Regions from separate parts of the Homo sapiens genome. Here region 2 is linked to region 1. A link is a loop called in an ENCODE intact Hi-C map of the cell type or tissue named here. Cell type or tissue: K562. All regions are shown on one strand.

Evidence for each region. Peaks named below come from ENCODE experiments on the same cell type or tissue, not always from the same donor. Only the 100,000 strongest peaks of a DNase experiment are listed, where the experiment ranks them.
Region 2: a loop joins it to region 1, with 3 times the contacts of the local background. A loop is called at or near these places in 5 of 110 quality-filtered maps.

What each region holds. Positions count from the first base shown.
Region 1 is chr16:57,859,863-57,867,862 of GRCh38, reverse strand. It overlaps a transcript of KIFC3 not described here. Among named protein-coding and RNA genes, the nearest start is that of KIFC3, 61 kb to the right of the region's middle. In K562, a CTCF peak has its summit at 4,103 (motif pointing right); a DNase peak (open chromatin) is centred at 4,082; H3K27me3 peaks cover 497 bases.
Region 2 is chr16:57,645,521-57,653,520 of GRCh38, reverse strand. It overlaps ADGRG1 (adhesion G protein-coupled receptor G1), which reads right to left. Exons shown (of 14, transcript NM_201525.4): 2 at 3,170-3,268; 3 at 1,899-2,321; 4 at 186-318. The coding sequence starts at 3,233. Among named protein-coding and RNA genes, the nearest start is that of ADGRG3, 19 kb to the left of the region's middle. RefSeq lists a silencer at 1,917-2,317. In K562, CTCF peaks have their summits at 1,961 and 4,312 (motif pointing right); DNase peaks (open chromatin) are centred at 1,380, 1,970 and 4,300.

The DNA.
Region 1 (8,000 bases):
TCTCTATAAAAAAAAGTACAAGCAAAATTTGCTACCAAAGTTCACAACTTTAACTTTTAACTAGGGTTTCCATGTCTTTGTCTTATTAAAGCAAATTTTTTAAAAAGCAAAATGTTTTTATTTGAGGACTTTTTTTTTTCCTTCTCAAACAATTCTTATTGTAAGCCTTTCTCTCCAGGCAGAAAAAATAATGTTGTTTGTATTGACCTATACATTGACTTAAATGGTTAAGTAGCAGTTAAGCTGACAGGAATGAAAAATAGAAAAAAAAAAAAGTCTATCATATGAAGCACATTATTTGAACAAAAGAAATTATTTCTACTGCATTAAATAATCCAATTACCTGCTTTCATGTTACTTGCCTTCTTATTAACAAAACCCAAAATGAAATACTAGGCACATCTGGGAGGCACACAAAGCTCATAAAACAGAAGTGCTTGGACAACCAGGATAAGAGGTGACATTTTCTAGGCTGAGCCTTTGTTGGTGTGGTATCACCTCATCGAGTTGGCAGGTCCATTAATCAAGGGACACTAGCATCCAGCCAGCTGAAAAGATGGGCCTGAACTGCTGAGTATTCATTACAGGAAAAATAACTCTTATAAAAACCTCTAGGCAGAGAAGACTTATCAACAAAAAACGAGGTAATGACTACGGCATCTGTGGATGTACAGAATTTACAAATGGAATTTCAGGATGAAATGGGGAAGTGGCGGGGGCCGGGGGGGAAGGAGAGCACATTTACACTTCAATGAGTGTGAGTTCAGAAGGTAATTTTTCACATTAATGTAATATACTTTAAATCACGAGGCATGAAATGAATTGCAGGTGTTTTAAATTTGCCAAGGTTTTATTATGAAGCTGATGGCTTTGCGCTGGGCTAATGGATCATCTCCTGAAGTACTTTGGTTACCTATGTAAGCATTATTATAATTAAAAATTATTATTTGTTTAAAGTTTGTTTTTTGGCCAAGTGCGGTGGCTCATGCCTGTAATCCCAACACTTTGGGAAGCTAAGGCGGGCAGATTGCTTGAGCCCACAAGTTTGAGACCAGCCTGGGCAACACATACTGAGACTCCATCTCTACAAAACATACAAAAATTAGCCAGGCTTGTTGACACACGCCTGTAGTCCCAGCTACTCAGGAGGCTGAGCTAGGAGGATATCTTGAGCCCTTGAGCCTGGGAGGTGAAGGCTGTAGTGAGCTGCGATCACAAGACTACTCTCCAGCCTGCATAACAGAGTAAATCCCTGTCTCAAAAAAAAAAAAAAAAAAAAAAAAAAAAGTTTGTCTTTCAACTCTGTATGTTTGAAATGCTTTTGGATTTTTCAGATAAAATTGAGTTTATCCAAATGAAACGTATCATCCTTTATGTAACTGCATCAGCCATAAAAGAAATACGTCTGTAAGCTTACAGGTTGAGGCATATAGTTAATAGCAGGCAAAATAGAAAAATCAGGCACAGACCTGTCTCATGAGTCCATCACCCATAACTCCCTACATTCTTTTATGTTTGTTAGTGTCTGAAACGCACCTGCCCAGCGAGTCATCGTTTTCCTTCAAAGCAGTCTCCAAAACCCAACCATTGGATTCCAACTCCAGGCAAAAAAAACGCTGACTTGCTTTTTCCCTCTGCAGTTTCTTCCTTTTTCAAACACTTCTAGGTTATAAATGTGCCAAGAGGGAAGTCACCTGGAGGTGCTGTGTGTTATCAGACCTCGTTTTCCTTTTGTCATGTGCACATTCTTGTCAGTACAAGTGGCCTTATTTTGGGTTTGGAAAATATGGCACTGCAGTGAAATGGTCCAGTTTCAGATTTGTACTCTCTGTGTTCTTGGGGTTATGCAATAATCATTACTGTGTATATAATGTATCAGTCAATAAATGGTTACACAGGTTCCATTAGACTCCAAATGGATGAGTAAGAACAGGTTTATAAGGTAATGTACATGCAGACATAGGTTATTACGACTTGCAAATGTAATTATGCATTACAATGGAATCTCACTTTAGAAATGGCCTAAATGTAGGACTGATTTCACTTGCTCCCCACTCACAGGCCCTTATTTTATTATTATGATTATTTGAGATGGAGTCTTGCTCTGTCGCTCAGGCTGGAGTGCGATGGCATGATATTGGCTCGCTGCAACCTCTGCCTCCCGGGTTCAAGCAATTCTCCTGTCTCAGCCTCCTTAGTAGCTGGGACAACAGGCACGTGCCACCCATGCCCAGCTAATTTTTGTATTTTTAGTAGAGATGGGGTTTCATCATATTGGTCAGTCTGGTCTCGAACTCCTGACCTCAGGTGACCCACCCACCTCAGCCTCCCAAAGTGCTGGGATTACAGGCGTGAGCCACCGCACCCAGCCTATTTTATTATTATTATTTTGAGATAGTATCTTATTCTGTCACCCAGGCTGGAGTGCAATGGTGCAATCATAGCTCACTGCAGCCTCACCCTCCTGCGCTGAAGCGATCTTCCCACCTTAGCCTTCTGAGAAGCTGGAACTACAGGTGCACACCACCATGCCTGGCTAATTAAAAAAAAAATTATAGAAATGTGGTCTTGCTTTGTTGTCCAGGCTGGTCTCAAACTCCTGGCTTCAAGCGATCCTCCCACCTGAGCCTCTCAAAGTTCTGGGATTACAGGCGTGAGCCACCATAGCTGGCCTAAAGGCCCTTATTGCTCAAAGTATCTATAAAGTACCTACCCCTTTACATGTGTGCTTTGTCCAGAAGATGGTCTCAGGACAGCCCTGGGGACAGATTTTAGCAAAATCTCAACATAGTTTTCTGTTACTCAATGCTCAATTGTTTCTTTATCTTTTGTCATTTGTTCAGTCGATTTGTTTATTCTTGTTTTTTGGCAACTAGAAAGTCATTTAGCAAACAAATACTAGGTTAATAAAAATGTGTAGGTCAGTAGGTTTTAAAGAAAAGAATGTAGACACTAGTATTTTGTTATTGTTTCGCTGCTTCTCTCAGAATTATCCTTATTTCCTATAGTGTTAATTAGTCATATTTTGGTCTTATCACACTCCAATAAAGGTAAAGAGGTTGGGCTTGGGGCTCACACCTGTAATCCCAGTACTTTCGGAGGCCAAGGTGGGAGAATCACTTGAGCCCAGGAGTTCAAGACCAGCCTGGGCAAAAACATAGTGAGACCTCCCCGGCCCCAATCTCTACTGGAATTTTTTTTTTTGAGACAGAGTCTCGCTCTGTCACCCAGGCTGGAGTACAGTGGTGCGATCTCGGCTCACTGCAACCTCCATTTCCCGGGGTAAGATTCTCCTACCTCAGCCTCCTGAGTAGGTGGGATTACAGGCACGCACCACCATGCCCAGCTAATTTTTGTATTTTTAGTAGAGACGGGGTTTCACCATGCTGGCCAGGCTGGTCTCAAACTCCTGACCTTGTGATCCACCCACCTTGGCCTCCCAAAGTGCTGAGATTTACAGGCGTGAGCCACTGTGCCTAGCTGAAAAATTTAAAATTAGCTGGGCATGGTGGTACATCCCCGTAGTCCTTGCTACTCAGGAGGCTGAGGTGGGAGAATCGCCTGAGCCCAGGGATTCGAGGTTGCGGTGAGCCGTGATCATGCCACTGCACTCCAGCCTGGGCCACAGAGCAAGACCCTGTCTCAGATAAATAAATAAATAAATAAATAAATAAATAGTAAGGAAGAAACTTGAAAATACATATATATTCTTAATAAATACTTAATTTGTGGTTTTATTGAGTTATTGGAGTCCCATGCCATAGGCCCTTCAAAAGTACATGTCCTCCCAAGAAAAATATTTAATTACAGTAACAAGCAGTAAATTGATAAAAGAACAAGAGGGCCAGGGTACACAGGAATTGTTTTATTGCCTTTTCCATGTCTCAGGCATTCTATAATTGTCTACTTCATCCATGTTCTGAAGCTAATTATTTATTCCATCCCCAGGATAAAGTTAGGTCTCTTGGTTTAACTTTGTATTTGCAGGTTTGACCTAATTCCTTGCCGGCTCATAATATAATTAAAGTTGGCATTTCCTTCTCTTATCCGCCCTCCCCACTCCCCGGCTTTCCCTCCCCGCTGTGTGCCTGTTTATCACTAGATGGTGCTAAGACTTGGGTTATAGCTGCCAGAGACTCTGGGAAAGTTGTTCAGGAGCCAAGCAGGCTGGAATTTGAGAACTGGAAGATGCCTTCAGAGCTCATCCGGACAGCACTTTTGTTTTACAAATGAGGAAACAGAAACTCAGTGAAAATAAGTAATTTGTCAGAGACCCAGAGATCTCTCCCCTCCTTTTTTTTTTCTCTTTCTTATCTGTTAATAGCTTCCAGTGTTACCTCATCACCCAGGAAGGAGCACAGCTCAGAGAGCAACAAGGTCAGAGTTGCTTTGCAGAAAGCACTTTGGCAGCTGCATGGTACCATTCATTGATTCATTTATTCATTCCAAAAGCAGTTATTGGGTACCTACTTTTTGCTTTGCATAGTGCTAGACGTTGGGAATAAAAATCAGATGAGAATTCCTAGGATTCTAGGAATTCACATTCTCTTAGGAAATACAGAAATGCAAAAAAAAAAAAAAAAAAAAAAAAGAAAGAAAGAAAAAGAAAAACAAACAAACAAACAAAAAAAACAAAAATCACCCCCTAAATCAAAGATGCTATAATAGACGTGATTATAGGACACTCTGGTCACTTGGAGGAGTTTGCAGCCAGCTGCATTCATAATTCAAAGGGAAGATTTTGGTGAGCTAACATTGGAGGCTGAAGCGCATATCGGATCTTGTAGGCAGAGGAATGGGAGGGAGGGCAGTCCAGGCAGACAGCATCATGGGTGAAGGCTTGGAGAGCTGGTGAGGCTTGGTGGAGACAGCAGCTGATTGTGGCTGATGACCAAAGGGCAGGGTCAAAGGGGCAGGTGGTAATCTGGGAAGGAGGGGACGGACTTCATCCGAGGTGTCATGTTCAGGAATTTGTACTTTATCCTGAAGGCTACAGGACAACCCAGTAAAACGTATTGCTCGGAAAATGGCACAGATGGAGTTTCTTTTCAGGAAGAACACTCTGACAGCTGCATGGAAGCCCAGACACCAGGAAACCCTCAGATTGGAGGCTGGTGTCCCGGAGCAGTGCAAGGTAAGGGCCTGGCTGGGTTGGGGCAGTGGGAATGGGAGGAGGAGGCCTGTTGGAGAGAAATTTCAGAAGCAGGACTGACAACATCTTTTTGAAAAACAGTGATTGGGATTGTAGCTAATATTCTTAGAAGATGGTTACCACTCTGGTATTTGAATTACTTATAAAACATTGAAGGGATGAAATTTTAATTGAATACACATATTACTTGAATACAATTTTTGAAATTATTTTTAAAATACAACTTAATGGCAGTATAGTAATCCTCCCTTATCCACAGTTTTGCTTTCTGAGGTTTCAGTAACCCTCGGTCAACCAAGGTCCAAAAATATTAAATGGAAAATTCCAGAAATAAACAATTCATGAATTCTAAGTTGCACGATGTTCTAAGTAGCTTGATGAAATCTCAGCCAGGCAAGGTGGCTCACACCTATAATCCCAGCACTTTGAGAGGCTGAGGCGGGAGGATCACTTGAGCTCAAGAGTTTGAGACCAGCCTGGGAAAGACCCTGTCTGTACTAAAAAAAAAAAAAAAAAAGCCAGATGTAGTGGTAAGCACCTGTAGCCCCAGCTACTCAGGACAGAAAATTAAATAATAATAATAATAAGGACGTCAAAAAGCTCCCAGGGAGTAGCAGGTAAGCCCAGCTGCCAGAATTCGCTTCCAGAAGCTCATCCTTGTTCTTTGATGATCTATACATATGACTAGCCAGTACTTCCACTCCTTCAGCTTGAAAATATTTTACCTGTTGGAAAGATTATTATTATTACTATTATTATTTTGAGGCAGAGTTTCACTTTGTTGCCCAGGCTGGAGTGCAGTGGCACAATCTTGGCTCACTGCAAACTCCGCCTCCCAGGTTCAAGTGATTCTCGTGCCACAGCCTCCCAAGTAGCTGGGATTACAGGTGCACACCATCACGCCCGGCTAATTTTTGTATTTTTAGTAGAGACAGGGTTTTGTTAGGCTGGTCTTGAACTCCTGGCCTCAAGTGATCCACCAGCCTTGGCCTCCCAAAATGCTGGGATTACAGGTGTGAGCTACCGCGCCTGGCCTAGGAAAGATTATTTTGATCACATGGCTCCCTTTTGCCCTTCTGGCCCCCAGTACCATGGTGCAAATTGTTTTATGATCGACCCCTGGGAAAGTGGACGCTGGGTCCACGGTCCTTCCTGCCACCTGCAATACATCCTTGGGAACATCCAGACCAGCCATGTGCCCTGATCAGCTTTGTTTCATTTATGAGATTGATAATTAACAAATTAATTATCTAAGGTTGTGCAGTGAGAGAAGGAAAGACATTGAGATAGAAAGTTAATAGTGTCAGAGATGTCCTAACCAGAGTGACTCCATCTTGAATAAAGGCTGGGTAAAGCCAATCCTGCTGGGTAGCATTCCCCATTTCCAGGGGGTTGGTACTGTTGGTCACAAGATATTTATGGCTGAGGGGATGAGTTAATGATGCTAACTTACCAAATAAAGACCCAGAACTTATGGAAACGTCCCAATATTTCAAGAACAAAATGCATTCTTAGTTTAAGAATAGGTTTTGCTTTAAAGATAATAGTACACATATAAATTCTTGTGGAAATCAGTAGTAGCATAGGAAAATAACAATACTAATAGCCCGTCACAAGCTGATCAAAAGTCTTTGTAATGAAGTATGCTATTCTTAACAACCTATATAAGCAAGCACTATGTTTAAGGTGAGGCATTCTTGGCCAGGCATGGTGGCTCATGCCTGTAATCCCAGCACTTTGGGAGGCTGAGATGGATGGATCTCTTCAGCTCAGGAGTTGAAGACCAGCCTGGCCAACATGAAAAAACCCTGTCTTTACAAAAGATATAAAAATTAGCCAGGCGTGGTGGTATGTACCTCTAGCTCAGCTGCTTGGGAGGCTAAAGTGGAAGGATCAATGGAGCCTGGGAGGTTGAGACTATAGTAAGCCATGATAGTGCCACTGTACTCCAGCCTGGGTGACAGAGGGAGATATTGTATCTAAATAAATAAATAAATAAAAAGTTTAAAGTAGGGGCATTCCTCCTCTTGCTTTCTGAGGAAGCCCTACTCCGTAATAGTCTCTAACAAACTATCTTAACTTCGCTATACTCTGCAACTTGCCCTGAATTCTTTCCCAAGAAAGTGAGATCTAAGAGCCCACTCTTGGGGTCTGGGACAAGACCCATTTTCTGGTAACAGCAATGGTAATGAATGAACATATGTAAGTTAATTATCATTTGGATGTCCAGTTTGATTTTCTTATTTTAAATTTTTTTGAGACAGAGTTTCACTCCTGTTGCCCAGGCTGGAGTGCAATGCATGATCTTTGGCTCACTGCAACCTCCTCTTCCCAAGTTCAAGTGATTCTCCTGCCTTAGCCTCCTGAGTAGCTGGGATTACAGGCATGTGCCACCATGCCCAGCTAATTTTGTATTTTTAGTAGAGACGGGGTTTCACCATGTTGGTCAGGCTGGTCTTGAACTCCTGACTTCAGGTTATCCACCTGCTTCGGCCTCCCGAAGTGCTGGGATTACAGGCGTGAGCCAGAGCCCCAGTTTGATTTTCTAAATTGTACTCTGCCTTTATAGAATTTCCTAGGGAGGAATTAAGGGAGCTTCACCTGCCCCACTTGTTTTTATTTTATTTTATTTTATTTTATTTTATTTTATTTTATTTTATTTTATTTTATTTTATTTTATTTTATTTTTGAGACAGAGTCTCACTCTGTTGCCCAGGCTGGAGTGCAGTGGCACGATCTCAACTCTCTGTAACCTCTGCCTCCTGGGTTCAAGCCATCTTTCCTCCTCAGCCTCCTGAATAGCTGGGACTACAGGCATGCGCCACCACACCTGGCTAATTTTTGTATT
Region 2 (8,000 bases), 210 kb after region 1:
CAGACAGGAGAGGGCTCAGCCTGGGGGGCATGTGTTGACTCCCAGAAGGCAGAAAGAGAAATCAAAGAAGCATTCCAGTCCCAGGGAAGGCCTCGCAGTAGCCCCTACTCCAGGTCCCACCCTGCCCAGGTCCAGATCTCTGATGCCTTCCTGCCTCCCCTCACAGCCCCAGGTGCCAAACTTACTGGCTGGCGGGGGCAGCCGAGGGCCTCCTTGAGGCCTTCTGGGGATGCTTCAGGAACTGGCTGAGCAGCTGGAGGTCCCTTTTGAGCTCGCACATGTCCACCGAGGCATTGTGAGCGGCCGTGTGGGGAGGACCTGGGGGAGGGGTGGACAGGCCCCCGCCGAGGCTGCCGATTCAGGTCCCAGGACCCTCCCATTCTGCCCCCTACCACCCTGACATGACTCTGAATGCCTCGATCTTTACTTTACAAAGGGGAAACTGAGGCTTCAAGAAGCAGAGTGGACTCTGCCAAGGCCACTCAGATGAGGCCAACCCGTGGGGGTTGTGTCTTACAGAACCCGCCAGCAATGCCAGCCCCAGCGGGATGGGGTGGGATGTGCCTTGCTCAGCACCCTCCGCAGACACCTTCGGCTACACACACGGAGCAGAGAGGGCCCAGCCAGGCCTCCTTAGGAGGGATGTGCGGGGCTTGGTGGTGGTTCCTGGGACTCCACACCCACCAGCCTCCCTGACTCCAGGCTCGGGCCCCTCTGCCCAGGTAGCGTGGGCGGCCTACTAAGGCGGCCGACTAAGGTGTCTCCAGGGATTAGCTGGGACTCAGATGAGGAAGACAAACAGTGGGGGTTGGAGGGTATACTTTCTGTGCCACTGAGGAAGGCAGGCCCTGGGTAGCTCCATCTTTTGAATGCATAACCGAGAAAGCCTGGGTTTTAGGTGATTTGAAATCCCTGGTCCATGTTTTTTAAAAACCCTCTACAGGCCAAACAAGACCAAGTTCAGTCTGGTCTTCAGAATGCCAATTTGCAACTAGGATCAACTTTGCCCTAAATCCTCCCAGGTTGCGGGGCAGAATCCCAGCCTGGGGTGTGGGGAACCCCCCACCACTGACGGGCCTGGGCCTGCCTGTTGCACTGGACATAATCATTAGCCTGTTACACTGACACAATCAAAGTGCTGTGCCCCCCACCCCTGAAAGCCCTGCCTCAAACTTGAGGTGCTGGAAAGACATGAAAACCCCCCAGTAAACCTTCAAGCTCCTTCTGATGCTCCTCCCTTCCTGGCCACCATTCAGCATTTAATGGTGCTGAATGGCAGTGGCCACATGTACCTGTCACACTCAAGGGGGAAGATGCAGCTTCTGGACCTCAGAGTCAACCCCACTGCTTTCCTGACCTTTGACCTCTCATACTCCGCCCCTCACCCCTACCCCACTCCAATCAGCTGCTGGGTTCAAATCCTGGCTCTCCCATTGGCTAGCTGTGCAGCTTTGGGCATCCTCTCTGTGCCCCAGTTTCCTCCTCTGTGAAAGGAAATAAACAGTCTACACTGATGCTGAGGAAGAATTCTTCCTGGGGCTCTTGATCTTCAGTCCCTTTCCAGTCTCTGCTCTCTCACCCTATTCAGACCTCATCCTCCTTCACCAAGACCTTCTCTGCAGCCTCAGGACGGGCCCTTGCCCTTCCATCCTCACCCCTGCCTGCCCACAAAGTAACCATCAAGGGACAGTGGGGCCGAGCGCAGTGGTTCATGCCTGTAATCCTAGCACTTGGATTACACTCCTCCCCTCCTCAGACACCTTCACTGGCTCCCCAGTGCCTGTGAGCAAAGCCCAGTCTTCATGATCTGATATTGTGAGCCCAGTCCACTTTGCATTTTGCCTTCCCTGCCTCTAGACCACTGCCCAGTTGTTCCCTCCGCCTGGAAGTTGCCTTACTGTGGAAGGAGAAGGTGAAGCTGGCGGCACTGGGCAGGCTGATGTTCTGAGGGCTCCACCAGGAGGTGACAGAAGTGGCTAACAGCGGGGGGCCCTGAGCCAGGCTCTCCTCCTGGTGCTGGAAGCAGAGGAGGCTAGAGGCTTTGTCACTCAGCAAGAAGTCACGCTTGCCATAGAGAAGATGTAATCTCCCAGCATGTCGGTTCCAGTAGAGGCAGAAGTGGTAGAGGCCCCTGGGGTCAGGGAAGGATCGGGAAGCAGGGTGGGCTGCAGGGAAAGGGGCATGGACTGTGAGGGCCTCTTCGGAGTTCTCGATGGAGATGCGCAGGTCTGGTGTGGGTTTGTAGTGGAGGCTGCTCCTGTGTGTCTGGTTCCGCTGGCTGCAGAAGCGAAAGTCTTCCCTGTGGCCCCTGCCGTGGGCACCTGAGGAGGCAGAGGCTGCAGATGGGACCCCGTGGCAGGGGCTGACCAGAGGCATGGAAGGGGACAGGACCTAGGCTGAGTACATGTGAACCTGGAGCCTGAGATTCACACACATTCCAAGGGTCTACAAAAATGTGTTAGTCTTTCCCACTCAAAACTTATCAGCATCAAACTATAAAAAGAGGAAACTGAGGCCGGGCGCGGTGGCTCACGCCTGTAATCCCAGCACTTTGGGAGGCTGAGGCGGGCGGATCACGAGGTCAGGAGATCGAGACCATCCCGGCTAAAACGGTGAAACCCCGTCTCTACTAAAAATACAAAAAATTAGCCGGGCATAGTGGCGGGCGCCTGTAGTCCCAGCTACTTGGGAGGCTGAGGCAGGAGAATGGCGTGAACCCGGGAGGCGGAGCTTGCAGTGAGCCGAGATCCCGCCACTGCACTCCAGCCTGGGCGACAGAGCAAGACTCCGTCTCAAAAAAAAAAAAAAAAAGAGGAAACTGAAAACGAATAGTAATTTCAAGGGGAAAACATATTTTTAACAGCAATGAAGTATTTAATGAGGCCATGGCTGACATAGACGGTTGTGCAGGTGGTACACTGCACAAGAATGCTCTGGCTGCAGAGGTGAGTGGGGCCAGTACCCCATCCATATTCCATACCCTAAGCTGTGCACTGCAGGGCTGCACCTGCCAGAAGGAAGGAGTGTCTTTTGCTTTTCTCCAAGGTACCCTCCACTAGCCGAGCTGTAACTGCCTAAAGGAGTTAGCATGTGTGCTGGCAGCCACCCTAGGCACAGGGGCATTTTAACGTAAGTTCCAACAGCCCAGGGCACCCCTGGGAAGACCTGCCTTGGACCAGGAAGAGCAGACTCAGCAGGAACAGTGTCGTCTGCAGCAGCGACTGGGGAGTCATTTTCCTCCGACGGAGTCACTCTTGGAAGTCACCACCTGGAAGAGACCAGGAGTGTTAGCTGGGAGTGTGGACTGTGTGGTGGTTGGGCTGGCCCTGCAGAAGAGGAGGCCAGTGTGGCATGGATGTGGGAGGTGAGGTGGGGAAGCAAGTGTGGAAAAAGCCCATGGACCTCCCCAGAGCGGCCAGAGGCCGCTCCCCAAGAGGCAGTGAGGCCAGGCGTGGTGACTTATGTCTGTAATCCCAGCGCTTTGGGAGGCTGAGAAAGGAGGATCGCTTGAGCACAGGAATTCAGACCAGCCTGGGCAACACAGTGAGACCCTATCTCTACAATAAATAAACAAAATTAGCCAGGCATGGCGGTGTATGCCTGTGGTCCCAGCTACTAGGGAGGCTGAGGTGGAAGGATCACTTGAGCCCAGGAGGTCGAGGCTGCAGTGAGCTATAACTGCGCCACTGCACTCCAGCCTGGGTGACAGAGTGAGACCCTGCTTTAAAAAAAAAAAGGCGGGGGAGTGGCTGTCCAGAGTCCAGCTGAGTTCCAGTCTCAGTTCCACCTTTTGCCCGCTGCAGGACCTTGTGTAAGTCACTCAAAATCGGGCTAATCGTAGTACCTCCCTCCTGAACCCAGAGTGACGGGATTATCTTATCTAGAATCTGGCATGAGGGTTCTACCTGGAACCGTCACCACCTTGCCCCTCCAGGCCCGGAGGGAACACAGAAAAAAGGGGGCTCCCAGAGTTCTCCCCAGCTACCTCCCTATCATCATTCCTGAGACCTAGCTCAGAGGACACCTCCTCCAGGAAGCCCTCCTCAACTCCCTCCAGAGTCAGTCCCAGCCTCCTTTGGTTCACACCACTGGCCAAAGCCCCTCCCCACCCCCAGTAGCCTCCTCCAGGTAGTGGGAGACGTGCATTCCCTCCTCCTTGGTCAGCCAGGGAGCACCTGATCCATCTCTGTGGGCAGGCCCTGGCTGTACAGAGGTTGCTGGATAAAGGCTGTGGGGATGGACAGTGAAGGAACTAAAGGATCAATGCATCCGCGACGCCCTCTACAGGAGCCAGAGGGGAAGGGCGCTTCCTATCATGACCGCCAGGGGGAGCCAGTACCCAGGGTCCAGAGCATCTGGAACAGCAAAGGGACCACGGTTTCTGCTGGGGACAAGGACTCGGTATTGCCCCGCCCTGGCAAGGATGGAGCAAATCTGACCCCCTAAGCTCTCTATTAGCTGAGCGGCTACTATCTGCCAGCCTCTGTGTTGACCCATCCCACCCCTGCATCTGCATTGATTCCCACTCCAACCCTCTGAAGTGGGCACTGCTGTTGACCCATTGCACAGATGGAGAACCTGAGGCCCATGGAGTTAAATGACTTGCCCAAAAATGCTCCCGAGGCCAGGGGCTTTCCCTGCCTGGTCAGGACTATAGTGCCTGGCAGGGAACCTGTGGCCCTGGCACTTGTAGACTTGCCAGAAGGCTTGGCCCTCCCTATGGCCAGCCGGCCCTGTGGCAGAGCTGGGTGCTCACAGACACAGACAGAACCTCATCCTGCGTGGCGCGGCAGCTGGCCACAGTGACAGAGGCAGTCATCGGCCACAAGCCGGAGAACACACGTGGAGTCTGAGTTTAAGAGAAACCAAGGAGGACTTTCAGGAAGAGGTGGCTTTTGAACCAAATCATTGAGAGCAGCATTAAAAGAAGGGGTGTCCCAGGCAGGAGCTCAATGTCTCCTTCCTGGGCCAGTCCTCCCTCAAATAAACCTGGCCCCTTCGACTGAGAGCCAGTTCCCTGCGTCCCACCATGTGGAATGGAACCCCAATTTCTCAGGCCTTGTCAGTTCAGTCGTAGGTCAAATAGGCACATCATCTTGCCCTGGTGGCATCACAGAGCCCTTTGAGAAGAAGGATGTGAAAGTGTTTTAGGGAAGGGCACCATTTCCCAGGTTGTGATTTGTAAGCATTTTGATTCCTTTTGAAACTGCCTCCTGCCACCTCTGACCACTGGAAGGAAACCCAACATCCGGGGACAGGGACATGTCCCTTCCGGACCCCCTCTTTCCTTCTGTTTCCTGTCAGTCTCTGTTGCTGTCCCCCTCTGATTGTCAGTTCAAATGCCACTTCCTCCAAGCAGCCCCTCACTGCTACCACCACTCCCTACCTGTAAACTCGAAGCTGACAAATCATTTGGAGAATTTGGATCCAAGGCCCAAAGAGGGCCAGTGACCTCCTGAGGTCACATAGCAAGCAAGGAAGGAACTGGCCAGAATCCATGCATCTCCCTGGCTTACTGACCTTCAAAGTGAGCCTTCACTGTCAGTAGGCATGGCTGAAGGACAAAGCAGAACCACCGTGTCACTTCAGCCCTCCTGGATTGGCCCTTGAGAGTAAAGGAGGGGAGTACAGGTAGAGAGCTCCCCATCATTGGAAGGAAACAAGTGAAGCGACAACATGGGGTTCCACGGAAGAAATCCAGACACACACAAGGGACCAACTGTCCCTGCCACTTCCTGAGTCATCCCCACTCCACCTCAGCTGTTTGAACAACTACTCCAAGGTGGACAGCCCTGGCTCCATTAACATGCTTGAGGCTTGAGGGGAGGGGCTGGCTGGCTTCCTTTAACCCATGGGGTAGACTCTAGAGCCAGACTGCCTGGGTTCAAATCCTGACTCCCTCACTAGCTGTGTGTCCTTGGGCTAGTTACTCACCTTCTCTGGGCCTCGCTTTCCTCACTAGTAAAGAAGAATAAAGAAGTCAACCTCACTCAAAGGTCATTGTGAGAATTAAATGAATTGATACCTGTAAACGGCTTAGAGGCAGGTGCCATCAGTCTCAGCTAAGTATCTCTGTACTTTCTAAACAGCTCATGCCTGCCCCTAACTCAGCCCCCTGGGCCTGTCACAGGCCCCTCCTCCCTGTTTCCCCCTCTTCCCGTACGGCCCCCAGCAACCAGCTCACCCACCAGAGCACCTTGAGGGGAAATTCTTAGAGCATGAAGCTTCCTTTCCGGGAGAGTGCAATGGAAGGTTAAACCCCACCCAGAAAACTTCCCTCCTCCAGAAGCCCGTTGGGACAGGAGAGCTGGGCTGGGGACAAGAAAGTTGCCACACAGATTGGGCAGGGGGACACTGTCACGCTTGTCCACTTAGCGCCCCTCCTTCATCCCTGCCTATGCCACCCCTCCAGGTCTGCCCCACGCACACACACCTGCCACCTGCCCACCCACCCACCCAGGCGCCAGGGATGTAGCATGAGTCTCCGCACAGACCCCTGGGACCTGACCTGTCTCTGCCTCTGGAGCCGCAGATCCCCAGCGCTACAGGGCCTCAGCCATCAGGCGCTCAGTACCAACCACGGCCCCACAGGCAAGGGCCCTGCCTCTGCTCACACAGAGCCAGAGGGAGTGGCTGAGCAGGGGGCATTCTAGCAACACCCCCGCAATGATAATGTTAGTGGTGACATCCACGTTATCACACCAAACCCTCAGAACCACCCTGTGATACGGGTCTCACTGCTACCATTTTACAGATGCGGACACTGAGGCTGGGGAAGGCTGTGTGTTCTGAGATCACACGAGCGTGGTGCCAAGTCTCCCCCTCCTTGTAGAGCTGGCATTGATAAAGGCCCCAGAGATGCACATCCTTCCCAACTCCCCGGCTTTAGAATCCCCACAAAGGGAAGGAGAGGAGAATGGAGAGTAGCAGAGAATCCAGCCTGGGATAGAGGGTGCTGGGGCTGAGGCCCAAGGAAGCCCCCACAACCCCCAGCTTCCAGAGCAGCCGCCCTTGACCTCAGACCTTCCGTAAACACACACAGGACAGAACAGGCCAGTCCAGTCTGACACAATGGGGGCCACATCATGGGGTTCCCCAAGGATCCAGCAGAGTGGAAGGTGGCCAGGGTTTGTCTGAGCTGAGACCCCCACCCCACCACCAGCCCATCCCCCGCCCCACCCCCAGGGCTCCAGCTCCAGACCTGGCTCAGCCCTGCCCCTCTGCACGGTGGGCAGTGGGGACCCACGGCTCGCTTTCTCCCGGGGGACCTGAGTCACTTCCGTGTGGAGCCACGAGTCACCGCTGCCCAGGCCAAGCTCCTGGAAAACCCATTTCCTCAGAGGATGGAGGTGGAAGTTGAGTGGACAGGACCTGGACGGCTCTGGGATTAACCCTTCCCGGGCAGGCGCCTCTCTGCTGTCTCCTGCCGGGAAGACCCACGAACCTGGCCATCCACTGCTTCCTTCTTCCCTTTACACACAGTGACCACTGCCCGCCCCCGAGCACAGGCATCCCACCCACAGACCTTTGCCCCTTGGTGTCCCTTTGCCTTGGATAGCACTTAGCCCCGTGACATTCCGCTCATCTTTGAGACGAGCTAAGACAAGTCCTCCCCATGAAGCCTCACCTACCCGTCCATTCCTTGCCAAAATTAACGCATGTTCCTGCTGGCCCACAACCCACCCTCAACACAACACGCCCCCCATTGCCACAGGCGCTCACATCAGAGGCTCCCAAGCCTGCCGGTGGGTCAGACCTTCCTCTGGGAGTGAGCTGAAATGCAGATTCACAGTCCCGGCCCAAAGAGGGTCTGATGGGGTGGGCTTGGGAGCTTGGCTTTAACAAGCATCCCGTTGATGGACATACTGCAGGCTTGGGAACCACGGGCTTATGAACCAGGGAAAGGCACCAGCAGCCCTGGTTTAGAGATGGTCAGAGAGGGGAGGGACTGGCCCCGCATCCCTCAGCTGCTAGATGGTAGGGCCTGGACTCGGGGCCAG